Regions from separate parts of the Homo sapiens genome. Here region 1 is linked to region 2. The links are chromatin contacts, found by Hi-C or POLR2A ChIA-PET in ENCODE. All regions are on one chromosome and are shown on one strand. The core of a region is the stretch at or near the end of the contact, and the rest is flanking DNA. Distances in the headings are between cores, read along the strand shown.

Region 1 (2,700 bases), core at 116-2,615, 41 kb after region 2:
GAGTTTTAAATAAAAGTAAAGAAGAGGCTGGGTGCAGTGGTTCACGCCTGTAATATGAGCACAAGGAAGAAGGTAGAAGGGAGTTTTAAATTAAAGAAGAGGCCGGGTGCAGTGTCTCACGCCTGTAATCCCAGCACTTTGGGAGGCTGAGGCGGCGTCAGGAGTTCGAGACCAGCCTAACCAATGTGGCGAAACCCTGTCTCTATGAAAAATGCAAAAATTAGCCAGGCATGGTGGCACATGCCTGTAATCCCAGCTACTCTAGAGACTGATGCAGGAGAATTGCTTGAACCTGGGAGGTGGAGGTTGCAGTGAGTGGAGATCACACCAGTGAACTCTAGCCTGAGTGACAGAGTGAGACTCCATCTCAAAAAAAAAAAAAAAGGAAAAGTAGAGAAAGGGTGGTAGAGATGACCTAAAGCGGTAGCAATTTGGAGTGGCCTGATGCCTGTCAGGTGTTCCAGGCATACTTCTAACGACAGCATCTGGTCTCAGGATGAGAGGGTGGGAGCAGTGTGGGTGCCTGGCCAGGGGGCTGTTGTCTTAGAGGAATAGGGGGTGACGGAGTAGGGTTCTGAGGGTGGTGCACACTGACAGCAGAGTGAGGAAGATCAACCATATGTTAGAACGATTTTTATTCAAAATGTAAAAACAAAAACATAAAAAGCTTGGGGGTTAGGTCAGTTATTTTAGAAAGTACTCAGAAGCTGAAACTGTTATATCTCTCATTTTAATATGAAATACATCATTAAGATTTATGGATAACTGAGATTTTAAATGCACACTGCTTACGAGTTTGTCATAAGAGGCCAATTTGAGTTAAATCCATGGAATGCTATAAATGCAATAAGTTTTGTTGGAACTCGGCATCCAGTAGACATTTTGTATAAATCAATGTAGGGTCTCTAGGTGGGGAATAAAAGACCTTTGCCATTAAGATTTAGCTGGTTAGCCTGATTGCTGGGCCTGATCGGGGAAGAAGAGCCATTTTTAAGATAGCTTATCTGGTGCCAAGTCATGACAGACCAGGCCTGAATACAGTCATGGAATAGCAGGATTATGGAGTGATGGGTAGGGCATTGAATAAAGAGATGGCCGTGGTCCTAAGTTATTGGCAGGCCCTTGTCCTAGTAGCTACAGGAAACATTGTCTTATTTATTCCGCACAACTGTGAGATAGGCTTTCTTATTTTTGGGGTGGTAAACAGCTATTATTCTATTTAGAATATTTATGTAAAGCCTTAAACTGATTTTGAAACTAGTCTCTACTTAAGGCAAACAAAGCTGCTCATTTTCTGATCATTGTGCAATCAGTTTTTGTTTAATTTTGATAGTTTAAAGTTCTTGGTAGCAGAAAGGGTGAATAATTAAAGCAAACAGTGGTCATATTTTTATGTGTGAGGTGGCTGTGTGGGTAAACTGCCTTGGAATTCTACATATGCACCCCCTGTGTATAGTGAACTCTTACAGTGACCTACCCTCTGTCTTCTTAGGGGGCAGAAACAGGTAGCTGAAAAGTACTGTTCTAGATCTTAGATTTGATAACAGTTAAACGCAGGCAGCTTTGTGCATATTTTGGTATGTGTGTTTGTGCATGAGTGGCAGAGAATACCTATTCTGACTTGGGAGGCATTAGGAATGTCTGCTGCTAAAAACCTCAAGTCCTTCTTTTAGCTGTCTTTAAAAAAAATGCAGCTGGGGCTGGGCACGGTGGCTCATGCCTGTAATCCCAGCACTTTGGGAGGCAGAGATGGGTGGATCACGAGGTCAGGAGCTCGAGACCAGCCTGACCAACATGGTGAAACCCTGTCTCTACTAAAAATACAAAAATTAGCCAGGCGTGGTGGCGCACACCTGTAATCCCATCTACTTGGGAGGCTGAGGCAGGAGAATCAATTGAACCCGGGAGGTGAAGGTTGCAGTGAGCAGAGATCGCACCATTGCACTACAGCCTGTGCAACAGAGTGAGACTCCATCTTAAAAAAAAAAAAAAATTAGCTATCCCCCAGAAGGCCATCCCATGAAGAGGCGGTCATTCATTTGATCACATGTTTCTTTGATCACTGGTCCCCTAATGGATTTGATGACCTCTGTGGCTGCAGAGACCCCTGCACAATGGAGGTGTGTGGAGACGTGTGCATATGTGCAGGTGTGGGTATGCTGTTCCAGCAGGGTCCACAGTCTCCTGCAGCCTAGCTGGGGCTCCTTTCAGTTAAAAGCCCTTATCTAAGGATGCATTAATTAAGGACTGTCTCTTTTTAAAAAATAGAGACAGTCTCGCTATATTGCCCAGACTGGTCTCAAACTACTGGCCTCAAGCAGTTCTTCTGCCTCCACCTTCCAAAGTGCTGGCATTACAGACATGAGCCACCATGCCCAGCCAGGATGCATTAATTTGATAGACCTCGTTCTGAACAACAGATACTCTGGGGACCAGAAATTTGAATGAACTTGAAGGCATGATGGACCAAAGGTGTTATTTGAGGCCTGGGACACTGCCCAGAAAGGGCTGACTTTGAGCAGAAGGAAAGCAAGCGAAGTGGGGGCAGTGGAGGCCACCACGTCCTGGCAGGAAGGTGTCAGGGTGGAAGGTGCTTCCACAGAGCGAAGGGAACTGGCTCCCTGTACAAAGGTGTGCCCCTAGGTAGAGCAAGAGTCTAGACCGCCATTGGGTTTCAAAATTATGCTCAGTGTGGAAACT
Region 2 (2,700 bases), core at 96-2,595:
ATGGTGGTGCGCGCCTGTAGTCCCAGCTACTAGGGAGGCTGAGGCAGGAGACTCCGTCGCAAAAAAAAAAAAAAAAAAAAAAAAAGGCACTTAATCCCAGACTGAAACCCTCTTTTCAGACTCTACATTAAGATCTTAAAGAACTTAGGCCCAGGCAGGCGGGTCACTTGCAGTCAGGAGTTTGAGACCAGCCCGGGCAACATGGCAAAACCTGTCTCTACTAAAAATACCAAAATTAGCCGGGCTTGGTGGTGCGAGCCTGTAATCCCAGCTACTCCGGAGGCTGAGGCAGGAGAATTACATGAACCCGGGAGGCAGAGGTTGCAGGGAGCCGGGATCAGGCCGCTGCATTCCAGCCTGAGCGACAGAGCGAGACTGTCTCAAAAAATAAATAAATAAAATAAAATAAAATAAAGAGCTTAAAGAACTTAAGAAAACACCAAATACTTCAGAGGTACCAGTGGCAATGTAATTAATGAGGATATTCAAGGAAGGTGACATAATTGCCAAGGTAAAAATAATTAAACAATTTCCAAAAGTCTATTTCAGTGAAGGAAACATTTGTCTTTAAGGGAAACATCAATGAAAATTATGTTTATGGCAAAAATGAGCCCTTTCTGCAAGCTTCATTTAGAAAATTGTGGGCATAATTACCATTTTACACAAAATAACTCTGTAGAAAGCTTTTTGAAATAAGCTTCTATTGAAATAAAATGCCAATTAATTACCCATTTAACTTATTAAATGAGAACTATAGGGTGCTAATTTTTAAATATTTTTTAAGTTGCTTTGAAATAATACCTTTTCTTTGAGACTTGAGAACATATATAGCTAATATGAACTGATGAAACAAAGATTTTTAATTACTTCTTTTATTATTTACCTATATATTCTGTATCAGTTAATTTCATTGCTTAAATTATTAATGTCTAATATGCCACTTGAAGCATTCATATTCTGAAAATGATGTAAGTTACACATGTAGGTTGGCCGAAAGTATTATATACTAGGACACAGCGGAGTTTGGGAGTGTCTGCTGCCTGTCCAGGAAGCTGCAGGTTTATGAGTTGTAAATGTAGGAGAATTCAGTTCAGTATAAATAGTTTAGCTTCCTGTTATATTAGGATAGGCAGTTAAGCTTATGTTTTTGCCATAGACAAATTATCATTATCTGTCAGGCCTACAGTTTAGGTTTTGACGTAACTCTTCAAGTACAAATGGAGAATGCATCCCCAGCAGCACTGCAGTCCTCGTTCACACCGAGTTTCGGTACAGTCAGGGGTTTTGAAGTCAGTACCACGGGAGACGCAGACGGAGGATGAATGAAAGGCACAGAAAAATCCTAAGGTAGAAATGGGGGGAACGGAAAAGCAGACAGACACTAGAGGGCGCAGGAGGAAAGTGGGTCGGAGTCCTGGAAGAGGAGGCGGGCTGGGTGAAGGAAGACAGTGAAGAGGGCACTCTGAAAAACCCATCCGAATCTTTCAGTGTAGGTAGGCACCACCCACAGCATGTTGTCATTGCAAACTGGTTCCTTCCATACGTCCCGAAAGGCTCTCCATGGTAGCTTACATCTCTCTATTTGACACTTGATGGCTTTCTTAAGGTATTTAGGTCCATTTACTAAAAATGACTCATCACTTGTTAATTAAATAAGGTTTATACATTTTTTTCATTTTAATTTCAAACATAGGAGATAAAGAAAAAAGGTGCTTGTGGCCAGGCACGGTGGCTCACGCCTGTAATCCCAGCTGAGGGGAGGCCGAGGCGGGAGGATCACCTGAGGTCAGGAGTTTGAGACCAGCCTGGCCAACATGGTGAAACCCTGTCTCTACTAAAAATACAAAAGTTAGCCAGGCGTGGTGGTCCTAATCCCAGCTGCTCGGGAGGCTGAGGTGGGAGAATCTCTTGAGCCTGGGAGGCAGAGGTTGCAGTGAGCCAAGATTGCGCCACTGCACTCTAGCCTGGGCAACAGAGCGAGACTCCATCTCAAAAAGAAAAAAAAAAAAAAGAAAAAAAGAAAAAAGAATAAAAGTGCTTGTTCACCCGTACTTTGTGCATGTCAAGTGATATTGAAAACCAAATCTGTAGGCTGTGCCTGGTGGCTGACGCCTATAATCCCAGCACTTTGGGAGGCCAAGGCGGGCGGATCACCTGAGGTTGGGAGTTCAAGACCAGCCTGACCAACACAGAGAAATCCCATTTCTATTAAAAATACAAAATTAGCCCAGCGTGGTGGTGCATGCCTGTAATCCCAGTTACTCGGGAGGCTGAAGCAGGAGAATCGCTTGAACCCTGGAGGCAGAGGTTGCAATGAGCCAAGATCGCGCCATTGCACTCTAGCCTGGGCATCAGGAGTGAAAAAAAAAAAAAAAAGAAAACCAAATCTGCAGACGAACTTGAGTGCCTGTGTAACAGGTTGTGTTGTCTGTTGTCTATTGTGTTGTGGACTTGTGTTGTCCATATGCCCTTTATGCAAGTTATTTACCAAAATAGCGCTTTTTGAATCGTGTTTTCCATTTACTATTTCATAAGACATAGTATGTATCTATATTATAAAGTTAAGAACAGCAGAAAAATGTATTTTCATTTTACAAGAATGACTTCAATTTAAGTTAGTTTTTATTCACCAAAATCCATAATGTTCCATGTGTCACAATAAAACAAAGCAGACTTTGCCAGCGTGAATCCACTTTTACT

The links. Hi-C counts contacts between places; a loop is a spot of excess contacts on that map. ChIA-PET counts read pairs that join two places held with the same protein, here RNA polymerase II (POLR2A). Pooled maps may share reads with other maps.
Region 1: a loop to region 2 is called in a map of B cell, with 3 times the contacts of the local background. The contact joins two enhancer-like sites. A Hi-C loop is called at or near these places in 7 of 168 maps with a recorded cell type or tissue (B cell, CD8-positive, alpha-beta T cell, Caco-2 and 4 more), 5 of 37 single-sample maps with no recorded cell type and 12 of 50 pooled maps. POLR2A ChIA-PET finds 5 or more read pairs at or near these places in 8 of 52 experiments (BJ, CD8-positive, alpha-beta memory T cell, GM12878 and 5 more).

The regions. Positions count from the first base shown.
Region 1 is chr18:76,843,871-76,846,570 of GRCh38, forward strand. The region is part of intron 1 of ZNF236 (zinc finger protein 236); the gene reads left to right. All of the region lies in intron 2 of LOC105372214 (a long non-coding RNA gene), which reads right to left. Among named protein-coding and RNA genes, the nearest start is that of ZNF236, 23 kb to the left of the region's middle. Within about 2 kb of position 1,366, at least 2 of the 41 ENCODE cell types and tissues checked have a DNase peak (open chromatin) inside an H3K27ac peak, as active enhancers do.
Region 2 is chr18:76,802,551-76,805,250 of GRCh38, forward strand. All of the region lies in intron 2 of ZNF236-DT (ZNF236 divergent transcript), which reads right to left. Among named protein-coding and RNA genes, the nearest start is that of ZNF236-DT, 18 kb to the right of the region's middle. Within about 2 kb of position 1,346, at least 3 of the 41 ENCODE cell types and tissues checked have a DNase peak (open chromatin) inside an H3K27ac peak, as active enhancers do.